Regions from separate parts of the Homo sapiens genome. Here regions 1, 2, 4 and 5 are each linked to region 3. A link is a loop called in an ENCODE intact Hi-C map of the cell type or tissue named here. Cell type or tissue: Calu3. All regions are shown on one strand.

Region 1 (5,000 bases), 330 kb before region 3:
CTTCTCTGTGGGAACATAAAGCCCAGCATCTGCTTGGGGCAGAAGCCCCGGGGTGCCCCATGAGAAAGCCGTCAGGGCCCTTGGTGTGCAGTCAGGCAAGCTGATGGGCTGGGCAGCCGCTGCCAGTTAGGGAACACAGAATGCTCCTTCACAGTACAGCGAGTCCATCTGGGCAGGAGCCCTCCACAGCCGGCCTCTCTGGGAATGTGTCTTTGCCATTTGGAAGGCCAAGAGCCATCATCGTTCATTCAGACGCCTCCTGTGAGGCCAAGGAGGCTGGTCCATTGTTCCTGCCTCCCCATTCCCTCTGTCCTCCCACCCACAGCCTGGGGTGCACCTCTCCTCCTCACAGCTGCTGCCTGTGAGTTGTGCAAGGCAGACCTCTTAGAAGTCTCGCTTGGAACTGCCTAGAAGGAGATAGGCATGTTTTAATGGGAATGTAGGCATTTGGTGTGTTTACTGATGTTTCCTGGACAATCTCTTGTCAAAGGTTGAGCCTTTCTGTGTCTCAGAAAGGGAAAAACACATGTGTGGGTTTACACATTGCTGAGAGAGCAGGCAGAAAGCTGCTGCCAGACCATCAGTTTCATCCTCATCATCGGAAAGTATCTTCTAAGCACCTGATTGCCCATCACACCAAATAAAGAGGAAGTCTTGTGTGGGAGGCCACTGAATTGGAAGGGAGGAGGTGTGGATTCCTATCCCTGCTCTGCTTCTAAGCAGCTCTGTGCCTTTTCACTCGGCATGGCTTCCCTTGCTCCAATTCCACAGTGCTATCCCAGATACAGCCCTTCCCCTCTGCATTCCCCAGCCCCTGCCCACAGCAGACATGGCTAATCAATCATGTTCCCATGGCGCCTTACAGCATGGCCTCAGAGACATTAACACAGAGCTCCCGACAGCCACTGCTCACTGATTTGAAGGGCCCTCAAGATTAAACCTGTTTGCTATCACTTCCCTAAAGGAATTTATCACCTGGGAATGAAATTCTATACCAAAAACAGTCCAGGTCACTGGAAAACAAAAGGTTACAAATCAAGAAAGCAATAAGCCCACCTGAACAATCTGGACTGACCAGGTAAGTCATACTTTGGCAAAGACAGATATCCTCGCTTAATCATTTTACTGGGACAGATCCAAGGTTAGAGAAAGTGAAACATACCCTAAATCAGAAATGCCCTTTCTTTCACATATGGAGTTCTGGGAGGGAAGGTACCTTACTCCTGCCCTCTTCGCTTCCTAGATGGGGAGAGGGAGGCCTCAGTGGTTGTGACTTCCCAGGCCCCTCAGTTTGGTGGTGACCTTGTCAAACAAGAGTCCAGGATTTTTGGTCCCCAGCCCAGTGCTCCTTCTACCCACTGACACCCATTGTCTTGCTAGGCAAGGAAAAAACTCCACACTGCTATTTAAAGCACAGGCAATTAATGGTTTTCAATAGTGTTTGTGATGAAAATTAATGAACTATGAGCCAAAGGCCCCTCATTGAGATCATAAAAACAAATGACTAAACCCTGCGTGATTGGACAAGGGAGTCAGAGTTCCTTCATGTTATTGTAACTCCACCACTCCCTTTGGTTATGTGGGGAGTCACCGAACCTGTTTTCAAACCTTGGTTTTCTTGCCCGTACAATGGGCACCAACAGTGCTGCCTGTACTTGCCTCGCCAGGACATAGAAGCCAAAAGCAAACGACATGGAACTTCCAGATCCAGATTAACAGCAGTCACCATGAGCGGAGTGACATGATGTCTGCTATTAGGTAGTCAGCTGCAATTCTGGAATCACCGGCAACATTTGACAAATCCCAGGATATGTTGGGTAAGTGCTCCACAGCTCAGATGATTCCAACTCTAAGGGTCATGCAGGCTTCAGAAGTAGTTTTTATTTAGATAGGAGTGTCAGGGGAGGAACCTAGAAAGACCTTCCGTCGGATGAAGGATTTCTCCAAATCAGCAGTACACCTAAGGGGTCCCCTGCCTCTTTTTGCTTCAGGTATCTGGAGGAGGGTTCTGACAGCAGGGCTGAGGCCCAGGATGACAGTGCTGCATGCCTGCCTAATGACTGTTAACCAGGGAGCAGCTGAAAGCGTTAAGGATCAGTGTGTAACAGATCAGCATACAGAGAGAGTACCCCAAACACATCTCTTCTGGGTGGTATTTATCAGGGCACCTTGCTGGGTGTTCTTGACATCAGGAACCTGGCTTTGTAACCACATGCCCACCGCACTAAGGCCTTTGCCATAAGGAGTGGCAGTGTGTTCACACAGCATATCTTTCTAGGACATGTATTAAACATGTGTTCCTCCCAGGTCTGGCAGTTTGCCACAGTCCTGCAAAGGGCTGAAATGGCTTTGTTCTCTTGTTCCAGTTGAGGCGGGACCTGAACGCAGAAGGGAGAAAAAGGCCTCTGAGTCCACCACTAGGTGGCGCAAGAGCTCTACCGGTGAGACTGACTGGTCCAAGGACCTCTCAGGGAAATTCTGCAAAGGAATTTGAAGCTTCCAAAAATTTCAAAGCAGAATAGGGCCTTAGAGGTCATCTAATCCAACCGTATCATTTTAAGCCAGGAAAGTAGAGCTCAGAGAGATGAAAGATCTTGCCTGGCATAAACAACTGGTTAAGTGCAAAACTCTAGTACTCCAGCCAGGACTAGAAACCAGTCTCCTCCTCCCAGTCAATCTCATTCCATCCAGCCACCAGGTTTTCCCCTCTTTAGGCATATTTGTCTTGGATTCTTAACTGCATTTGATGCAGGAGTTGGGTTTGGTGTTGAGAGTTAAACACAGAAAGGGAGTGAAGTTGCCAGGACTACTTCCCAGCAGTGTGGACAGGGCCTCTTAGATGATACACGGGCGTGGGCCACAAGGTGGCCTCTTAGATGATATGGGGCCTCTTAGATGATACAGGGTGTGTGGCCCTGCCCATCTGGGCTTAGTCTCTGGGGATGCTGTTGTCCTGCCCTGAGATTTACTTGGTCAGATCATGAGGGTCAAAAATGTTTGGGGATCCAGCCAGGAAATCTTGATTCCAGCTCCACTCTGCCCACCACTGGCCAAATGCAAGTTGCTCATGTCCCTAGGCCTTGGTTCCTTGGTTTACTAAAGCAACAGGCAAAGAGAGAGTGAACCCCACCATCAAGTTTCCAGCCAAAGGCCATGGGGATCCAGAAAGTGAACCTGCAGTTATTTTTGTTCTATTTCATATTTCTATATTCATTATTATTTTATATATGTTCTACCATGTTCCATAAAGGAATTAAGTACAACTGAACTCTACAGAAATTTCATAGATACCAAGAAATGTCTGAGGATAATGATGATTCTTTCAACAAAATCTATCTAAAAATATTTATCGGATGCCAAGTTTGTTTTTATAGACAAGTCTACTTTATCGGACACTCCATCAACCAGAAATCACATTTATCTGGCACATCTGCACGTTTTCTGCCAAGTAGTAATTCATATTTATAATAAATGAGGCATTTACGCTAGTGGAGAGGTTAAGAGTACAGAATCTGCCCTGGTTTGAGCTTTTTGTCTGCCAGTTCTGAGCTGTGTAATGTTGGGCAATCGGGTACCCTCACTAATCTCCACACTTTTCATCCTCAAACTGAAATTTATTTTGATTCCAAATTACCTTATAATGATAAATAATGCCACATAGAACCTAGGTCTTATTTTCTAATATATTCTTCAACAGAAGAAACCAGGGCTTTTTTGGATAAGGACTGAGACAGGAAATATCCAAGACGAGCCTGGAGACTGTGGTGGTACCAGAAAGTAAGGAAGTACCCCAAAAAGGTTGATGGCATCTTGGACAAGCATGGGAACTTACCTGAAAGAGTGGCCAGAATGGGAACAATTTATGCAGCAAAATAAATAACCATAGCATTGGATTATAATTTATAGAGTAAAATTAATATCTATGAATCAATAATTGTATAAATAAACAATATAATAAAATAGAGAAAAGACAAATCTTCCTTTCTGAAGAATTACAACTAAAAAGGAATGCAAATCGTATAAAATCACCTTTAGAGTACCATAAGCAAGATCCACAGATGGATGCTAATATTAGTGGGCAGAAGTTTGAAGGGAAATAGAATATTTGAATAGCCTCAAAGTATCTCTCCTAAGACACTTACTAATTATAAAGGGAAAAAGTAATGACTTAACAGTGGGAAAACCAGCAGGCAGCACCTTAACCCACTGCTCAGGGTCAACATCACCATAATAAGACATATTGCCCTCATGTACGCCTGCCACGATGAGCTGAGTGCATCACTTTCATGGCATTCCTGCCAAAAATGCATGATCTCAATCTAATCATGAGAAAACATCAGACAAACCCAATGTAAGAGACATTCTACAAAAATACCTAGCAATACTCTTCAAGAAAAGTGTCAATGTCATGAAAGACTAGGAAAGACTGAGGATGTCACAGATTGGAGAAGACAGGAGATATCACAGGAAAATGCAGTGTGGGATCCTGGATTAGACCTTGGGGGAGAAAAAGACATTAGTTTTCCTGGAAGAGGGGATAGCAAGAGAAAAAGACATTAGTTTTCCTGGAAGAGGGGATAGCAAGAGAAAAAGACCATGGAGTCCGCCAAGATGTGGACCCTTCAGCCTCTGGCAGGAGGGAGCCCAGATCAGCCAGCCTCCGCTACCCCCAGGCTGCATGAAGATTATCACTTTTAACATATGCCACAATGGGAAAGAAGTTGAACAGCACCAAGGTTGAGAACCAGACGACAGAAAACTATCCACTCCCCCTCCTGCTTCCATCTTGCAGATTGGCAAAGGGCCAAGAGTAGCCTCTGAAATTAGTGACTCCAACCAGGCTAGAGCTGGTGAGTTCTGGGCATAGCTCACATCTTGTGGGCTCCAATTTTTCAGAGATGGCTGAAATACAGGATAATAGGGAAAACTCTAGAATAAAACATATCAAGGCTTAAATTTCACTGTCAGCTGTGATCTTGGACAACTTACTTAATCTCTCT
Region 2 (5,000 bases), 98 kb before region 3:
TCTGGTCTCAGTTACCTGTTATGATAACTTTAAATATTTTCTAAGATGCCTATTAATATTTTTTTCATCTTGAGTCAATTTTGATTATATTTGCTTAGAAAATTGGTAGTTCTGTCACATGTCAAAATTTTAGCAGATAATTTTACATTTTATTCTAATATATCTTATCTCCTCTGTGTTTGTGTTTCTGTTGCCTTCATCTTTCCTAATTTTTGTGTTTCTACCTGATATGATTTGGATCTGTGTCCCCATCCAAATATCATGTTGAATTGTAATCCCTAAGTGTTGGAAGTGGGGCCTGGTGGGAGGTGATTGTATCATGGGGGCAGATTTCCCCATTGATACTGTTCCCCTGATAGTGAGTTTGTTCTTGTGAGATCTGATCATTTAAAAAGTGTGTGGCATCTCCCCCACTCCTTCCTCCTGCTCCAGCCTTGCTCCCCCTTTGCCTTCCACCGTGATTGAAAGCTCCCTGAGGCCTCCCCAGAAGCAGATGATGCCATGCTTCCTGTACAGCCTGCAGAACCGTGAGCCAATTAAACCTCTTTTCTTTATAAATTACCCAGTCTCAGGTATTTTTTATAGCAGTGTGAGAACAGACTAATATCTACCCTTTTTGATGAATTACCTCAAGCCTTACCATGTTGATGTTTCTCCCACTATCACTTTATCGATCTTGAATTGTTTTCAATTATGCTTCGGTACCTCATTAGTTTTCACTTTTATCTTCATCAAGCTCTCACTTCTATTTTGTTTGTCTTACAGTTAGTCCCCGTTATCTGTAGCTTCACTTTCTGTGCTTTCAGTTACCCACGGTACAGTACAATAAGATACTTTTAGAGAGAGAGAGGCCACATTCACATAACTTTTATTATAGTATATTGTTATAATTGTTCTATTTTATTATTATTGTTTTTGTTATTGTTTACTGTGCCTACTTTATAAATTAAACTTTGTCATAGGTATATATGTACAGGAAAAAACACAGTATATATAGTATATATAGGGTTGAGTTCTATCTGTGTTTTCAGGCATCCACAGGGGGTCTTGGAACGACAGATAAAGGGCAGAGTACTGTATTATTTTTCTAGCTTATTTATTTTGTTATGTTATAAAGTTGAGTTCCCACAGGATAATGGCAGCCACCTAAATTAGAATTGCTCCACAAATCTTCCAAACTACCATAAAAAGAAGCCAAGTAAAACCACCCAAATTTATGCCTACAACATAATTTGGGCACAGAATCCTTTACATGTAAGTGAGGAAATAAAGACTACTAGATCAGAGTGTGGTCAGGAGCCCACATCTGAGCAGAGAGTCAGATATGGACTATGTGTCAGCACTGTACATAAATAATAGCAAACACCAATCACGAGTTAGCCTGGAAAGAGAGGGCTCTACCTGAAGTGGAAAAATAGAGCAAAGAAAAAAAACCTGGTAGATTCTATGAGGAATTCAAAAGAAAGGATTTGAAAAACACAGGGAGTCAGAGGCAGTAATCATGGTAAGACATAGCTTCTGGGAGAGAAGAAAATGCTTTGAAAGGGAGAGATGTCCTTGGGAGCCAGTTTGGTAAGAAAAAAGAAGAAAATGGCCAAGGCAAGAGCTCCACTGAACTAAGCTAGTGGAAAAGAATCCAAAGAAAACATACCCATTTCCCCAAAAGGCCCCATTTACTTAAAAAAAGAAACATAAATAACTGCATTTCTTGGGAGGCCAAGGCGGGTGGATCACCTGAGGTCAGGAGTTCAAGACCAGCCCGGCCAACATGGTGAAACCCCGTCTCTACTAAAAATACAAAACTTAGTCGGGTGTGGTGTCGCACGCCTGTAATCCCAGCTACTCGGGAGGCAGGAGAATTGCTTGAACCTGGGAGATGGAGGTTGCAGGGAGCTGAGATCGTGCCATTGCAGTCAGGCCTGGGCAAGAGAGCGAGACTCCATCTCAAGAAAAATGAAAATAAAACAACAACAACAAAAAAACAAACAAACAAAAAAAACTCAAAAACCTGCATTTCACTACAGCAGCAGAAGAGGGTGCTCCTGATTTAAGAAACACAGTAAGCCACCAAAACAACACTCCCTGTTCCTCTGTAAGAACACCTGTTATTACTGATAATGGAAAAATCCAACGCAAATAAACATGAACATCTATAAAATAATCTAGCACTCATGCAGTTACTTATGAAGAAAACCTCAAAACTGAGCAGTAAAATCAAAACAAACACGCCATGAAGCAGAGAAAAACTTACCAATGCTCCCAACATAGATTAAATATAATTAACTAAGCATTTGCAGATATTAATGAACACTATAAAACAGAAATTTTTAAAATTTGTAATAAAAATGGAAAATAGGAAGGTGTGAAATGAAAATTGGCCAAACTCAAGAAATAAAGAAAAAGAAATTCTCTCAGAAATGAATAAATTAGCAGGTGTTCCAAGATGGAACATATATGACCAAAAATATAGTAAGAAAAACATAGAATAGAAATAAAAGGAGCCAAGAAAGTGAAACATAATGAAAAGAGTAAAATGGATCAGAATGAAAGTGGCAGATATAAAGGTAAAGAAGATCTAAGATAAGACTAATTGTTGCCCCTGAAAGAAAAACAAAACAAAACAATGAAACAGATCTATTTAAAATTATAATTTTAGAAAACATCCTTGAAATAAAACAATTTCTGATTTCTGATTTTCATATTGAAAGGGCCCACTGTGTACCTAGAAAAATCTGACCTACAATTCTCAACTGAGATATAACCTGCTAAAACTATTACACATTAAAGGAATTCTCTGACCTTCCAGGCAAAAATACTCAAGTCAGTTTACAAAGAAAATCAAGTTGGCATCACACTTCTAAATAGTAACATATAAAGCAAGACATCAGTAGTGCAACGTTTACAAGAAACTCAAGGGAAATAAGCCAAGGATTTTATAGCCAGTCAAGCTATCCTTCAAGTAGTAAAGTATGAAGGCTCTAGAGCAGGAATTAGCACAGTTTTTCTGTAAAGGGCCAGAGAGTAAATAAATATGTCTGGGCCACATCTGGTTTCTGTCATATATTCCTCTTTTTTTCAACTCTTTAAAAACATAAAACACATTCCTAGCTCACAGGCCTTACTAAGCATGGTGCAGACCTTAGTCTGCCCATCCTTGCTCTACAGAGAGTTTTAAATGTGCAAGAACTAAGGGAATATTGTGCTCAGGATCTTTTCCTAGTATAGGCTGAGCTTCATCTAACCAAGAAATCATTGAAAAATCTTTTGCAAAATAATTGGCAGTTAAGTGTTGAACATATTTAATTATAACTCTGAGACTAAAACAAAAGTGAGGGTATAAGACTACGTGAACAGTACAAAAAATTTATATTGTTTGACAAAGTAGAAATAACACAACTGAAAATAAACGACAAGAAAAGGGAGGGAAAAAAGTGAAAGTAGAACAAGTTTTTTGATTGCCTCAAATATAACAAGGAGGAGTCAGAGCATAATTTTAGAGGTAGCAAATCAAAAGCAGAAGGACAAATTTTTAAAAAAGGAAAAAAGAGGGGCCGAAAATACTAGCTTAAGTGTATTACTATAAAGATAAATATTAGAACAAAAATAAAAATCTTTCTAAATACCAAGACGAAAAAAACCCAAATAAATAGTAGAAGACACACAGTAAATATAAAATAAAATGACAAATCTGAGACTAAACATATCAGTCATATCAATTATATAAATGGACATGACTCATCTAACTAAATAAAAAAGACTTTCAGACTAGCTTACAAAGCAAAACCCAGCTCTAGGCTGTACATAAGAGATACATCTAAAACAAAGTGACTCAGAAAGGCAGATAAAAAGGAGGGGAGTCGAGAATGGGAATATATCAAATAAATGCAAACAAAAAGAAAGCAGAGTATTTTGACATGCAGTAAGGAAGAATTCAGGCCAAAAAGGCATTAAATGAGCCGAAGAAAGACACTTCATAATGCAAAAGTAATAATATTCACATAAGAACAACTTTGTGCCAAATAACATATAGAAACACATAAAGCAGAAACCACAGGAGGTGTAAGCATAAATAGCAACACAGTAATAAAAGGAGATTCTAACATACCATTCTCAGTCCGAGACATAGAGAATGTGGAAAAAATTAAGAATATGGAATACTTGATGTATTCAGCAAGGTAAACCACAGACAAGCCACAAAGTAGAGGAAGATATTTGCAACACACATAAACATCAAAGGACTATCTTCCAGAGCATATTAAAAACTCCTACTAACCAGAAATAAATGGCAGACAACCCAATAGAAATACTTAAAACAGGTAACCCCCCCAAAAAATGGTTATCAAAATGGGGTCCATAAAATATAAGGGTAACCAGGGAAATTAAAAAATTCAAACTGCAGTTAAATAGCATTGAGCATCCACCAGAGTGGAAAACATTTTAAAGTGTGAAGACAGTATGTATTATTGAGGATGTAGAGTAACAGGAAATGTCTTGGATTCCTAGCGGGAGCGTAAATTTGTATAATCATTTTGGAATACATTTTGGCATTATTTAAGTTATAGATAGACATTTTCCAGCAATTCTACACATAAGTATATATTCCTCTCTTGTTTGTGTGTGCTGTTTATAATAGGTAAAATTTGGAAACAATAAAAGTATCCAGCAACAATATAACAACAATTATTTGCTGAAGATGGTATGCCTTTGCTCCCAAACCCAAGGGCTTAGAGCCGTGATTCTCCTACCAGGGCTTGTACAGACTCCATTCAGCATTCCAATCTACTATACATCAAGCATCACTGGATAATCTGGACAGACATTAAAACACTAGTGAGCTGGGTGCAGTGGCTCATGCCTATAATCCCAACACTTTGGGAGGCTGAGGAGGGCCGATTGCTTGAGTCCAGGAGTTGGAGACCAGCCTGGGCAACATGGAGAAACCCCAACTCTACAAAAAAATACAAAAATTACCTGGGTGTGGTGGCATGTGTCTGTAGTCT
Region 3 (5,000 bases):
GTATTTCTGTGGGATCAGTGGTGATTTCCCCTTTATCATTTTTTATTATGTCTATTTGATTCTTCTCTCTTTTCTTCTTTATTAGTCTGGCTAGTGGTCTATCTATTTTGTTCATCTTTTCAAAAAACCAGCTCCTGGATTCATTGTTTCTTTGAAGGGGTTTTCGTGTCTCTATCTCCTTCAGTTCTGCTCTGATCTTAGTTATTTCTTGTCTTCTGCTAGCTTTTGCATTTGTTTGCTCTTGCTTCTCTAGTTCTTTTAATTGTGATGTTAGGATGTCGATTTTAGATCTTTCCTGCTTTCTCTTGTGGGCATTTAGTGCTATAAATTTCCCTCTAAACACTGCTTTAGCTGTGTCCCAGAGATTCTGGTATGTTGTGTCTTTGTTCTCATTGGTTTCAAAGAGCTTATTTATTTCTGCCTTAATTTTGTTATTTACCCAGTAGTCATTCAGGAGCAGGTTGTTCAGTTTCCATGTAGTTGTGCAGTTTTGAGTGAGTTTCTGAATGCTGAGTGCTAATTTTATTGCACTGTGTTCTTAGAAATTGTTATGATTTCCATTCTTTTGCATTTGCTGAGGAGTGTTTTACTTCCAATTATATGGTCAATTTTAGAATATGTGTGATGTGGTGCTGAGAAGAATGTATATACTGTTGCTTTGGGGTGTAGAGTTCTGTAGATGTCTATTAGGTCCACTTAGTTCAGAGCTGAGTTCAGGTCCTGAATACCTTTGTTAATTTTCTGTCCTGTTGATCTGTCTAATATTGACAATGGGGTGTTAACAGTCTCCCACTATTATTGTGTGGGAGTCTAAGTCTGTTTGTAGGCCTCTAAGAACTTGCTTTATGAATCTGGGTGCTCCTGTATTGGGTATCTATATACATTTATATATTTAGAATACCTAGCTCTTCTTGTTGTGTTGATCCCTTTACCATTATGCAGTGCCCTTCTTTATCTTTTTTGATCTTTGTTGGTTTAAAATCTTTTTTATCAGAGAGTAGGATTGCAACCCCTGCTTTTTTTTGCTTTCCATTTGCTTGGTTAATGTTTCTCCATCCCTTTATTTTGAGCCTATGTGTGTCTTTGCACATGAGATGGATCTCCTGAATACAGCACGCCAATGGGTCTTGACTCTTTATCCCATTTGCCAGTCTGTGTCTTTTAATTGGGACATTTATATTTAAGGTTAATATTGTTATGTGTGAATTTGATCCTGTCATTATGATGCTAGCTCGTTATCTTGCCTGTTAGTTGATGCGGTTTCTTCATAGTGTTGATGGTCTTTACAATTTGGTATGTTTTTGCAGTGGCTGGTACTGGTTTTTCCTTTCCATGTTTAGTGCTTCCTTCAGGAGCTCTTGTAAGGCAGGCCTGGTGGTGACAAACTCTCTCAGCATTTGCTTGTCTGTAAAGGATTTTATTTCTTCTTCACTTATGAAGCTTAGTTTGGCTGGATATGAATTCTGGGTTGAAAATTCTTTTCTTTAAGAATGTTGAATATCGGCCCCCACTCTCTTCTGGCTTGTAGGGTTTCTGCAGAGACCCGCTGTTAGTCTGATGGGCTTCCCTTTGTGGGTAACCCGACCTCTCTCTCTGGCTGCCCTTAACATTTTTTCCTTCATTTCAACCTTGGTGAATCTGATGATTATGTGTATTGGGGTTGCGCTTCTCGAGGAGTATATTTGTGATGTTCTCTGTATTTCCTGAATTTGAATGTTGGCCTGTCTTTCTAGGTTGGGGAAGTTCTCCTGGATAATATCCTGAAGAGTGTTTTCCAACTTGGTTCCATTCTCCTCATCACTTTCAGGTACACCAATCAAATGTAGATTTGGTCTTTTCACATAGTCCTATATTTCTTGGAGGCTTTTTTCATTCCTTTTCATTCTTTCTTCTCTAATCTTGTCTTCACGCTTTATTTCATTAAGTTGATCTTCAATCTCTGATATCCTTTCTTCTGCTTGATTGATTCAGCTGTTGATACTTGTGTATGCTTCACTAAGTTCTCGTGCTGTGTTTTTCAGCTCCATCAGGTCATTTATGTTCTTCTCTAAACTGGTTATTCTAGTTAGCAATTCCTCTAACCTTTTTTCAAGGGTCTTAACTTCCTTGCATTGGGTTAGAACATGCTCCTTTAGCTCGGAGGAGTTTGTTATTACCCACCTTCTGAAGCCTACTTCTGTGAATTCGTCAAACTCACTCTCTGTCCAGGTTTGTTCCCTTGCTGATGAGGAGTTGTGATCCTTTGGAGAAGAGGTGTTCTGGTTTTTGGAATTTTCAGCCTTTTTGTACTGGTTTTTCCTCATATTTATGGATTTATCTACCTTTGGTCTTTGATATTGGCGACCTTTGGATGGGGTTTATGTGTGGACGTCCTTTTTGTTGATGTTGATGCTATTCCTTTCTGTTTGTTAGTTTTCCTTCTAACAGTCAGGCCCCTCTGCTGCAGGTCTGCTAGAGTTTGCTGGAGGTCCACTCCAGACCCTGTGTGCCTGAGTATCACCAGTGGAGGCTGCAGAACAGCAAAGATTGCTGCCTGTTCCTTCCTCTAGAAGCTTCGTCCCAGAGGGGCACCTGCCAGATGCCAGCCAGAGCTCTCCTGTATGAGGTGTCTGTCAACCCAATGCTGGGAGGTGTCTCCCTGTCAGGAGGCACAGGGGCCAGGGACCCACTTGAGGAGGCAGTATGTCCCTTAGCAGAGCGCAAGCACTGTGCTGGGAGATCTGCTTCTGTCTTCAGAACCAGCAGGCAGGAAGGTTTAAGTCTGCTGAAGCTGCACCCACAGCTGCCCCTTCCCCCAGGTGCTCTGTCCCAGGGAGATGGGAGTTTTATCTATAAGACCCTGACTGGGGCTGCTGCCTTTCTTTCAGAGATGCCCTGCCCAGAGAGGAGGAATCTAGAGAGACAGTATGACTATAGTGGCTTTGCCCAGCTGCAGTGGGCTCCACCCAGTTCAAACTTCCTGGTGGCTTTGTTTACACTGTGAGGGGAAAACTGCCTACTCAAGCCTCAGTAATGGCAGATGCTTCTCTGCCTGCCAAGCTCAAGCATCCCAGATTGACTTCAGACTGCTGTGCTGGCAGTGAGAATTTCAAGCTAGTGGATCTTAGCTTGCTGGGCTCCATGGGGGTGGGATCTGCTGAGCTAGACCAGTTGGCTCCCTGGCCTCAGCCCCCTTTCCAGGGGAGCGAACGGTTCTGTCTTGCTGGCGTTCCAGGCACCACTGGGGTATGAAAAACTACTCCTGCAGCTAGCTTGGTGTCTGCCCAAACAGCCGCCCAGTTTTGTGCTTGAAACCCAGGGCCCTGGTGGCATAGGCCCCAAGGGGATCTCCTGGTCTGTGGGTTGTGAAGACCATGGGAAAATAATACTAACTGGGCTGGAGTGCACCATCCCTCATGGCACAGTCCCTCATGGCTTCCCTTGGCTAGGGGAGGGAGTTCCCCCAACCTTTATGCTTCCTGGGTGAGGTAATGCCCCACCCTGCCTTGGCACGCCCTCCATGGGCTACATCCGCTGTCTAACCAGTCCCAATGAGATGAGCCAGGTACTTCAGTTGGAAATGCAGAAATCACCCACCTTCTGCATTGATCTTGCTGGGAGCTGCAGACAGGAGCTGTTACTATTCGGCCATCTTGCCAGCCACCCAAAAGTTGTAGAATTTAAATGGTGATAAGAAACCATCACTTTTTTTACATTTAAAGTTACCTTCTTAAAAGCTTTTGCAAAGAAAATCTTATGGAAGTTCCTACAGAAGGCAAAATCTTGACCTGAAGCAAGATTGCATTCTTAGTGCATATTCACACAGAATACCTTCCAGTGGGGTTTTATAAATGCATCTGTGTTGGGTTTCTTGCAACATCAACTTTCATTGAGAAGATAATTTTGGAGAAGTTGTACCAATAGTCATACGGAAAATTATGCTGTTTTTTTTCTTTAGTGGTTTTGGGTTGATGGTGATGATTCATGTCTGTGACTTAGCTAAGGAAGTAGAATCTTTGGTTTTTCTGCACAACACTGCCTCCTTGTGTAATGAGAATTATCTTCTAGTCCTTGAGTGTGTATATATACGTGTATCTGTGTACATACTTATGTATCTATATATATGTATATCCATTGTAATTCAGTAGCTTCAGCAGCTGAAACCAGATAGGTTGTCTCTTTAAAGAAAATTCGTGTTGTGCCCACACTTGATAATTTCCATTGATAAGACAAAATGTCTTTTTTTCTGAGATTGTTTGCCCAATTTGACATTATCTGTATTTTTTGCTCTTACTCCTAATCTCTCTTACTGTACCTTTAAGTTGGTGTTGAGGAATAGACACAGTGGATGAAAAGCAAAGCACTGCTTTTGCTATTTACTACATCATCTTTGGGAGGTTTTGTGGGATAGAAGATAGAAACCTTTGGATAAATGAAAAAATCCACGAATCAGAGGATGTGATTTATATAAGTGTTTTAATTTTATCAAAAGCAATTGGTTGGCCAGGTGTGGTGGCTCATGCTTGCATTCCTAGCACTTTGGGAGGCCAAGGCAGGAGGACCACTTGAGGCCAGGAGTTTGAGACTAGCCTGGGCAACATAGTGAGAACTCGTCTCTACAAAACTAAAACATTACTAAGGCACAGTGGCATGTTCCTGTAGCCCTAGCTTCTCGGGAGGCTGAGGTGAGAAGATTGCTTGAGCCCAGCAATTCAAGGCTACAGTGAGCTATGATCATGTCAGTGCACTCTTACCTGGGTAACAGAGAGAGACCCTGTTTAAAAAAAAAAAAAAAAAGGCATGGGCAAGGACTTCATGTCTAAAACACCAAAAGCAATGGCAACCAAAGCCAAAATTGACAAATGGGATCTAATTAAACTAAAGAGCTTCTGCACAGCAAAAGAAACTACCGTCAGAATGAGCAGGCAACCTACAGAATGGGAGAAAATTTTTGCAATCTACTCTTCTGACAAAGGGCTAATATCCAGAATCTACAATGAACTCAAACAAATTTACAAGAA
Region 4 (5,000 bases), 160 kb before region 3:
TAAGGACAGTTTAGAGTAATTAAGAGGTTTGGTCCTAGTCCTTCTTAGGCCCTCTGATATGCACATTAAAAAGTATTTCCTTTTCCATTCATCTATGGGGTCACAGGGATTCCAGTCAGGATTGTCAAGAGGTATAGCCTCTCTCCCTATTGAGATTGTTTTTTTCTGTTATTTCCTCACCTTCCTTATCTCCCCTTTTCCTTTTTGGTCACTATAGGGAACATGTTGTTCATCTCCGAACTTTTCTGCTGCTTGCAGAGCTGTCTGCTTTTCAGCTGCAGTGAGGGTTTGGCTGAGAAACAACAGCACAACATCCCTCCATGTGAGGTAAAACACTTAAGTTAAATTTTGGAAGGCCTCTATATATCTATTAGGGTTATCAAGAAATCAGCCCATTTATCTGCCTAAGGTCCTGCAATGAGAAGGGAATAAGTACCTTAATGGTGCCCCTTCCATCTGGCATTTCTTGTAGGGGTAGGAGTGAAGTCTGGGCAGTGGGGAGCTTTGGAGATGGTGGAGCTGGAGGAGCTGATGGTGCAGCTGGAGGGGGCCCTGGACAAAGGGGACTGGAAGGACTGGGGCACTTAGAAGCTGCCTCTAATGGTTCCTCCAAAACTTGCTCTTCTGACTTAGGGGAACTACTCTCCACAGACCTGTCTGATATGATTGCTAAGAGGGCTGAGTTGGTTTTGCAATGCTTGCAAAGGTCTGGGTTGTCTCGCAGGGCAAAGGAAGCCTGCACATAGAGAACCTTGGACCATTTGCTCTTCCATCTACAGAAGAGATCTAATTGCTGGATAAGATTAAAGTTAAGGTTCCCTTTAGCTGGCCAGGTCTGTTCATTCCTGAGAGGGTAAGAAGGCCACACCCTTGTGCAACAGAAAATGAGCCACTTTTTCTTCAGAGTTTGGGTGTCAAAGGAGTTCAAAATGTACTCCAGCAGAGTGCAAGCCAAAATGACTTGCTACCCATCCTGGAAAAGAGACAAGAGGAGAGGCATCCCTCAGTCTCCTTGTTCTTTTTGGTGTGACCCAGGGTGGAGGGGATGACAGTGGGAGTGTCCCCCTGACTGTTCTCTCTCCTTGGTCCCTGGGTCCCAGCACAGTGTGTGCCTCCCCATGGTTGCAGGTGTGACCTTCAAACCATGGTCCCAGAGGAGCTAAGTAATGGGGATAGTCACGCTTACCCATGTGACCTTAGTCCTTTGCCTGATAATTGCCCTTTGACCTCTCAGACTTGTGTGATCTGTGTGACTCCTTGATGAATGGGTATCAGGAGAGATTATGTAACAGTTGCATTTAAGCAAGGCCCCTTAATGGAGGGAGTGTACTGGGCTGAGCTTTATACTCTGCTATTATGGACCAGACTAGAGAATTTATGTTTAGATGGTGGTTCCAGTTAACTTCCAAACATAAAATCCCCTTTCTATTTAGACGAAATACTAGTTGCAAGCAGAATAGGTGTCTCAAGAGAATGTAAGGGTCAAATGGCAGCCTTTCTGCTAATGGAGAGAGTATTGAGACAAAAATTTGGTTTTGGAGGACATTTTTTTCCTCACTGCTGAAAGCAGAGTTCTCCCACTCTCAGAGGTACATAAGGTTTGATCTCTTTTAGAGGGATGTAAAAGGGAGAAAAAGTGGAAAGCTAGAGGCTTTTGGCAAAGGGCAGACGAGGTTGCCGATGGAAAGGATTCCTATTCCACTAGGTGACGCTGCAAGCTTTGAAATACCAGGCAGTAACTTGGCCTCCGTATGGACAGAGAGGGAAGTCTGACATGTGGCAGGCCATTCCTACAGCATGCCTCCTAGCAGGAGAAAGTTAATTCGCCTCATAGAGGGACTATGCAGTCCGGCTGGGTAGTGCTGGTTCTTCACATGGGAAAAGAAACAGCCTAGGTGGAGAGAGGGATGTTCATTGGTGGGGAGATAACCTTCTACCCAACCCCAGGAAGTGCTATCATTAGGAGTTAAATAGTCTTTCAGATCTGGATCACGAAATCCCCCTGTCGGTAGAAAGTCACAAAAACAGCAATCCCCTTGACCTGCATTTCTGGTTGCCAAGGTGGTTGCTAAGCCTGCCTAACTGAATTATTTCTCTGGGCTATAAAAATTCCCGCAGCATTGTGTACAGAGAGGGGATGGGAGACATGGTGACCTCGGAAAGGAAAGGAGGAAAATAAGATTTGCAATAGGAAAGCTTGGCAATCTTGTGGCCGACACCCAGTCAGGCAGTCGGAGGCTGGTGTCAGTCCAGGAGCCTTTGGACAACACCAGGGTGTAGCCCTGGCCAGAAATCCTCAGTTGCCCCAGGACCTATTCCAGCCCCATGTGATGGCAAAGTGAAAGGAAACTGGTTTGGACAGAGCCAACGTTCCCAGCACCCTGAGGGCACTGGAGGATTGACTAAGTCCTCCCCAGCAAGCTTCACATCTGAGTCTTTAAGATTAGCGGCTAGCCCTTGTGACTCATTAATTAGCTGACAGATGCCCGATTTTTTTATAGTTCTTTGAGAGAATAAAAACTGGGGACGAGAAGCCTCGGAAATGAAAGTAGAGAGTCCACTCCTTTACTCACTCTTCCAATGATTTCACCTTCAAATCCTGGACGGGCCCCCCAAATGAAGTAGCCTCATTGTCTGGGGTAAATACCAAGGTTGTTGGTCTCATGGCCAAGGAAATTGAAGTCGCAGACACACATACACAGAGTGAGACTGGAGCAGGAGTTTAATAGGCAAAAGGAAAGAACAGCTCTCTGTCACAGAGAGGGATCCTGAGTGGGTTGCCAAGTTGTAGTAAAAATGTCAGGGTTTTTATAAATGGGCTAGTGAGGAGGGGGTGTCTTATCTTACTGAGGCCCAAAGATTTAGTTGGAACCAGGTGTGCTATGTGCATAGAGTAGAGTTTTCTATCAGCTCTCACCTCACTCCTTGATCATGTAGACAGACTCTTAGTCTGCGCTGCTTTGTGCTGCTTTGTTTTGCTTATCTGGGAGGGAGAATTTCTGTGTCTGTTCCCAGACATCTTCCTGCAGCTGCTGGCATCTCCCCCCAGTCCACTTTTAGCTTCCCTATCTTAGTGTGCCTAAAAGGAAAGGAATGTGCTTATTAAGGCCCACTGTTTTTACTGGGGTCCATTGTATAAGTGTGAAGTTTGGTGATTACCTAGGAGACTCCCCATCTCCTGAGCCTGAGTTGTTTATCTGTGTTTTTACAGCCTGATCTTTCGGGCTGTTCTTTGTTAGAAGTGATTTCTTTGAACTGCATGAGGTTAGAAAGGGAGCTATTTCTGAGCTACTTTTTGTTAGAAGGAAAGTCTTCTGCTGGGACTCACTTTACCCTAACTGTCTACCTAAATAATTTCTTTCTATCTCATATAACACCACCACTTTGGGAGACAGAGGCAGGAGGATCACTTGAGGCCAGGAGTTTGAGATCAGCCTGGGCAGCAAAGTGAGACCCCTTCTCTGCAAATAATTTAAAGATTAGCCAGGTGTGGTGGCACCTGTGGTCCTACCTGCTTGGGAAACTGAGACAAGAGGATTACTTGAGCTCAGGAGGTCGAGGCTGCAGTGAACCATGATCATGCAATGCACTCTAGCCTGGGCTACAGAGTGAGACCCTGCCTCAAAAAGCAAAAAAACAGAAAAACAAAAAAAAGCATAGACCCTGGAGGAAAACTGTGTGTGTGAATCTTGGCTCTACTATGTACACCAAGGGGCAACTTGGGTACATTCTATAACTTCTCTATGCCTTAATTTCCATCTCTTGTTAATTGAGGATAATCAAACCTACAGAATTGTTGGGAAGATTAAATGACACAGTCCCTGCGAAGCATTAGCACAGAACCTATCACACAGATAGAACTCAATCAGTGCCAGCTTTTCTAATTGTGGTAGTTGTTGATCGTTTGCACACTCTTCACTTTCCCTTTTCTTCCCTCCCCTCTCTGCACTTTGCTTTTCAGTAACATGTCAACGCAACAAACATTTTCTGAGCCCCAGCACTGTGCCAGGACAAATATGGTCACTACCTTGGGGAGCTTGCTGTCTTTTGAGGAAGCAGACACATAAACCATGAGGACAACAAAGCATGGCCTATGAATGATAGACATTTTCACTCGTTTCCGTGGATGCAAGGGTGACAGTAGCAGTCACCATAATCAGGAAAGAAAGAGCTGAACAGGAAAGGAATTATAGAGGGAATAATCCTTGATTTAACTTTTAAAAAACAGGAATGGAAGGGAGAAAAGACTTTTGGTCAGAGAGAACAGCATGCGCAAAGGCATGGAGATGTCATACAGTGGAGCGTAGGGAAGAGCCAGTAGTTCAGCAGAACCTGCCCAGTGGTTCTCAAACTTGAGCCTGCACCTGAAGGCCCTGGAAGCCTTGTTAAGAAGCAGATTGCTGGATCCCTCCTCCAGAGTGTCTGATTCATTAAATCTAAAGTAGGGCCTGAAACTTTGCATTTTAAACAAGTTCTCAGGTGATACTCATGTTGCTAGTCCAGGGACCATACTCTGAAACCACTGGGAGGCCAGAGCATAGTGGGTAGGATTGGTTAGAGGAAAATGGTGAGAAACAGAACTGGGCTTCACATGCTAGCTCACCGGTGTAGACTTTGTAATTTAAAAACAATGGGCTGGGCACGGTGGCTCACACCCCTAATCCCAGCACTTTGGGAGGCCGAGGCGGGCGGATCATGAGGCCAGGAGATTGAGACCATCCTGGCCAACATGGTGAAACCCCGTCTCTACTAAAAATACAAAAATTAGCTGGGCGTGGTGACATGTGCCTGTAGTCCCAGTTACTTGGGAGGCTGAGGCAGGAGAATTGCTTGAACCTGGGAGGTGGAGGCTGCAGTGAGCCGAGATTGTGCCACTGCACTCCAGCCTGGCGACAGAGTGAGATTCCGTCTCAAAACAAACAAACAAACAACAGCAATGAAGTACTTAAGGACAAAAGCTTATGATCAGATCTATGTGGCATAAATTGACTTTTTTTTGA
Region 5 (5,000 bases), 310 kb before region 3:
CCTTAGAGCCTAGTCCAATGCTTCACATACAGTAGAAGTTCAATAAATGGTTCTGAAGGACTGAAAGAATAAGAGGTTTGAGGGTCGTGCTAGGCTGATTTGTTCCAGCATATCTCAATTTTTAGTGGAGGTTTATTGTGTTTGTTTTATTAACACTAACGTTAGGGCTATTAAATAATATCACTTAGAAACCAAAAGAAATTAACCCTCAGGGGTACAATTTGATATAAATAGAGGTAGGCAATTTTCAGTATGCTCTCTATTTCTACAGACCCAACATGGGCTCTCGTGAAACCTGGATCTATGGGATTTATGTAAATGTGAACAGGCTGCACCAGGCTCACAGACTGGCTGTGTAGAAGTGGTCTCTGTTTGTCGTTCAGATGTTGGGAGGTAACAGTGAGCTTTAACTAATTACACCTCAAATCACCCCCAGGAGGTAGGTAATGATTATAGATGTACTTGGCTGAGGTAACTCAGAATGTCTTAATAATCACTTAATAGAATCTTATCATGAGAAGCAAATTGCATTAAATAGGCAAATGAAGTTGACGGTGAGAAGCAGAGTTAGGAAATAAAATGCTATGGGGGGTTTTATATGGGAAAAATCCAATTAACACCTTTTTAAAAGAGTTGGCCCCATGGCTTTTTTCATATCGCTCACAGTACCTATCACAGGGTTATGCCCTGAATAAACACTTTCTCAATCGATGCTAAAGAAATTATAGGTAAAAATGAAGGAGGAAGTGGGAGGTGCACCTAGAAGCCAACATTACAATTCTACTTAGAAGCAAATGGCAAAATAATTTCATTGTGAAGCTACTGTGCAAGCTTTGCAACGATGGTCCATTTCTTCCTTATTCTCGAGGAAAATGACCATCGTCATGTAATAAACACAAAACGCCAACCAGATAGATTGCATACGTACACATGAATGTGCTCTGGACTTAACCAAATTTGTGAAACCCTAGGGCTGGAAGAGCCAAGCCCAAGTGTTAAGGCAGCAAGATGACAAGAAGCTTGGCCAAAAGAGTTTGCGGGTGGAAGACACACTAGGAATTTTGTGTCCCACCCAAAGATAAGGAGACATCATGGAAGCTGCTGGAGACTTTTGTGACAGTGGGTGGGGTAAAAGAAGGGGTGGATTTTCCTCGGGTGAAATGATTTTGGGAGCATGTGGTCACTGTCAAAGCTGTGCTTTTCAAGAAAACCAAAGGGCGGCAGGAATGAAGAAAATCCAGACAGCCCATTCGCGATGCACAGATCCAACAGGCAGAGCCCAGGGGATGAGGTGTAGGGAGGCCAGCGGAAGGTGCTGCGGGGGTGGGAGGAGGTCAGATTCTGGGACAGGCCAAAGCGGTACAGACCAAAAAGTTGTGTGCCTGAGACTCAAACTGGACCAAAGTCGAAAGAACAGTCAAGACTGCACTCCAGAAATAGCACGAGATAATTGCATCATTAAGTGGAATTTTACGCCTAAATTGTATACATGTATGTGTACAGATGTATATATACACATATATTTATAAATGTGTATGTGTATTTCACACACACACACGACTTTCACTTTCATACTTTCACAGTTCCCTGTCATATGACCTTTTTTCTTACATAAGGGACATGCATCTGATTAAACAATGAACACATATTTATTATTTTTTAAAAATAAAATGAGCGGGGTGCGGAGTGGAGTGGAAGCACATGCCGCTAGCAAAATGGGCACCGGGGCTTCGGTCTTCGCTGAGAGAAATTGTCTCCATTTTCATATGAAGGACAAGATGGACCCTAAAGCAAATAATAATGTTTAGGAGAGCGCTGGGATCTATTTTTTCTCGCAATGTAAAGAAATTTTACCCCAGCTTTCCTCCTGGGTTAGCTCTATCAATATTAGGAGCCTTTCTGCAACCATGGTTTGTCTGCACTTCCTTTACTTAACACCTCCATTTGCTGCCATTTGCCTACCGCGGCGATGGTGTCGGGCATTGGCAGCGTCACTAAATCACCCTCATTTCCCGGCCCTATGACTGAAGCGGGCCCGGGCCATTATCGCCTAATGGCGTGTTCTGCTGCTGCGGCTCTTCTCAAATCCGCGATGGACAGGCCTCAGGATGCATTTTAGCGTCATTGTAATTGAGCGCGGAACGCTCTGGCTTTTTTAGACCTGTTTTCCGGTCTTGTAGGGGGTGACCGACGAGAGATAGCAAGCAGGTGCGATGGGCAGTGGGGGGGTCACCTTTTCACACCGAGGACAGCAGCAGCAAAGAACGATTCGCTGGGGGACGGAGGAAATGAGAAGCTAGGGCAGGCTTTTCAGCATCACCTAAAGACTTGAGTTGTCAAATGCAGCGTCCCTGCCAGCGCTGATTCTGCCCAGAGCGGCTCTGCTAACCTAATGGGTTTCCAAAATCTCCTCTGAGTGCTCAGATGTGAATCACCGACTTCCAGAATGCATGCTGTCTCTCAGCGGCACAGATTCCTGCTGGCCCCCTGGGGAATTTTAATAACATGTCATTTAACAAATTAGAAGGTGAAGCAAATTAAATACAGTAAATCAAAGCAAAGCTTGAAAAACAAAGTAGAATCAAGCAGGCCTTTTCAAAGCATGCAGATTTGAAAAATGTAAGGTTTCCAAATGGTTAGCAAAAAAGGGAAAAGTTACCATAGCAACTCCTAAAGTCTGTCTAGCTAGTGGCCACATGCTTTCAAGTGTCCTACTCTATAGTGGGAGATATTTGAGGGCAGTTTCTAGATTTTTTTTAAATTAAGGAAATGAATAAACAAGCTTAATGGATTAGTATCCACATTAAATTACAAGCATCAGCCTTCCAAGGCCTGAGATTTCTGGCAAGGAACAGCTGCTGTGGGTAATGCGGACTGGCCACTTGGTGTCGCTGTTGTTCCGCTGCTGGGTTCTGCAGCGCTGTCCCCCGCTGGTGAGATGTCCTCCCTTTCAAGTAGATGCTTTCTGTGAGCCGCCCTAACATGCATTTATTCAAAATGTATTTATAGTGTCTGCCATGTGCCAGAAACCATGCGAGTCTCTGGGGATAGGCTGGTGAACAGTTTGTGGAGTTCACAGTCTAGCAAGAGAGACAACCAAACAAATGAAATAATTACACTTTGTGATTAGGTCTATGAAGGAAAAGATCAGACTCCTAGGATGGAGACTAAGGTGGGCAACAGCTTTTTTGCAAAGTCGTCAGAGAAGACCTGTCTGATGACTTATTAGGCTGAGACCTGAAGGATAAGAAGGGCCGTGGACCTGGAAGGGATAGGTGAAGAGTGTACGAAGAAGAGGGACAGCGAAGCCCACCAGGGCTGCTGCACAATGAGGGAAGAGGTTGTGGCCAGGGATGAGCAGGTAGGGACCGGATCATGCAGAAACCTTTAGGCCAGGGTCACGCTTCTGTTCAGATGTTATTCCTGGCCAAAGGAAATGTCTTGAAGATAATTCGATTATTATTATTTGTTTAAATAATTTCCTTTTCACACCGTATTGCAGTTCCCACTGTATCACCTGTTGCTTTAGACACGTGAACACTTAGAAAATGCATATTCAATATTATAACAATTTAATTTTTTAACACAGCTATTGTTTTCCTAATACAAACTATGGGATATAAAGCTTAACAAAATCTTTGCTGGTGGGGCAGAGTTTAAGAAATCTGAGAGGCCAGGCACGCTGGCTCACGCCTGTAATCCCAGCACTTTGGGAGGCCAAGACAGGTGGATCATGAGGTCAGGAGTTCAAGACCAGCTTGGCCAGCATGATGAAACCCCGTCTCTACTAACAATACAAAAATTAGCCAGGCGTGGTGGTAGGCGCCTGTAATTCCAGCTACTTGGGAGGCTGAGGGAGAGAGTCGCTTGAACCCAGGAGGTGGAGGTTGCAGTGAGCCGAGATCACACCACTGTACTCCAGCCTGGGCGACAGGGAGAGACTCCATCTAAAAAAAAAAAGAAAAAAAAAAGAAGTCTGAGAGAAGCAGTCAAAAAGCATATGGTGAGAGAGCACTGCACTGTGACATGAGTTGGGAGACGTGGGCCACTGCCCCCCTTATAGCGCTTCTCACATTGTGGTCATTACCCCCTCACTTCTCTTCTGCCTCACTAGACTTGGGATCTAGAGGCAGGCACTGCCCTACCCACCTTAGTAACCACCACGATTAGCACAGGAACACAGCAGGTTCTCAATAAGAGCTGGATGGGAGGATGGATGCATGGGAAAATGGGCAGGCTCAGGGTAAGAGGTGGCTCATGCCTGTAATCCCAGCACTTTGGGGGGCTGAGGTGGGAGGGTCACTTGAGGCCAGGAATTTGAGATCAGCCTGGGCAACATAGACTCTTCTCTAAAAAAGAAGGAGAAGGAGCAAGAAGGAGAAGGAGAAGGAGGGAGAAGGAGAAGAGTAAGAAGGTAAGATATGTGGGAATACCAATGCTGATAAGTGAGCCTCCTGCAGAATCCTAGTGACATCATCTCAAAGATAAATCATTCTCAAGTTCTGAGAACAGGTGGCACTTCTTATCCATGGGCTCCACATCCATGAATTTTGGGTCAAAAATATTCTTGAGAATAAAATAAAAAATAACCATACAACAATAAAAAATATACAAATAAAAAACCAATACAGTACATCCACTATTTATATAGCATTTACATTATATTTGGTATACAGTAATCTAGAGATGATTTAAAGTATATGGAAGGATATGTATAGGTTATATGCAAATATGACACCATTTTATTTTGTTTTTATATATTTAAGGGTTATAAATGCCATTTTGTTACATGAATATGTTGTATAGTGGTGAAGTCTGGGTTTTTAGCGACATTGTACCCATTAAGTAAATCCTCATCCTTCATGTCCTCCCACCCTCCCACCCCTCAGAGTCTTCAATATCTAATATTCCCCTCTCTGTATCCATGTGCACACATTATTTTACTAGACCGTTTTATATAAGGGACTTGAGCATCTGAGGATTTGGATGTCTGCAGGGTG

Evidence for each region. Hi-C counts contacts between places; a loop is a spot of excess contacts. Peaks named below come from ENCODE experiments on the same cell type or tissue, not always from the same donor. Only the 100,000 strongest peaks of a DNase experiment are listed, where the experiment ranks them.
Region 1: a loop joins it to region 3, with 6 times the contacts of the local background. A loop is called at or near these places in 51 of 110 quality-filtered maps.
Region 2: a loop joins it to region 3, with 12 times the contacts of the local background. A loop is called at or near these places in 22 of 110 quality-filtered maps.
Region 4: a loop joins it to region 3, with 5 times the contacts of the local background. A loop is called at or near these places in 56 of 110 quality-filtered maps.
Region 5: a loop joins it to region 3, with 9 times the contacts of the local background. A loop is called at or near these places in 77 of 110 quality-filtered maps.

What each region holds. Positions count from the first base shown.
Region 1 is chr1:84,769,951-84,774,950 of GRCh38, reverse strand. No RefSeq gene overlaps it. Among named protein-coding and RNA genes, the nearest start is that of SSX2IP, 82 kb to the right of the region's middle. RefSeq lists an enhancer at 1-91. In Calu3, a CTCF peak has its summit at 2,384 (motif pointing right); a DNase peak (open chromatin) is centred at 2,410.
Region 2 is chr1:84,538,934-84,543,933 of GRCh38, reverse strand. All of the region lies in intron 8 of SPATA1 (spermatogenesis associated 1), which reads right to left. Among named protein-coding and RNA genes, the nearest start is that of CTBS, 33 kb to the left of the region's middle. In Calu3, no CTCF peak of the experiment used is centred here; no DNase peak of the experiment used is centred here.
Region 3 is chr1:84,441,413-84,446,412 of GRCh38, reverse strand. No RefSeq gene overlaps it. Among named protein-coding and RNA genes, the nearest start is that of RPF1, 35 kb to the left of the region's middle. RefSeq lists an enhancer at 3,868-3,957. In Calu3, no CTCF peak of the experiment used is centred here; DNase peaks (open chromatin) are centred at 2,952 and 4,012.
Region 4 is chr1:84,601,468-84,606,467 of GRCh38, reverse strand. The region is part of intron 2 of LINC01461 (long intergenic non-protein coding RNA 1461); the gene reads left to right. Among named protein-coding and RNA genes, the nearest start is that of LINC01461, 17 kb to the left of the region's middle. In Calu3, no CTCF peak of the experiment used is centred here; DNase peaks (open chromatin) are centred at 1,717 and 2,357.
Region 5 is chr1:84,751,618-84,756,617 of GRCh38, reverse strand. No RefSeq gene overlaps it. Among named protein-coding and RNA genes, the nearest start is that of SSX2IP, 64 kb to the right of the region's middle. RefSeq lists a silencer at 2,924-2,973. In Calu3, CTCF peaks have their summits at 2,691 and 2,890 (motif pointing right); a DNase peak (open chromatin) is centred at 2,897.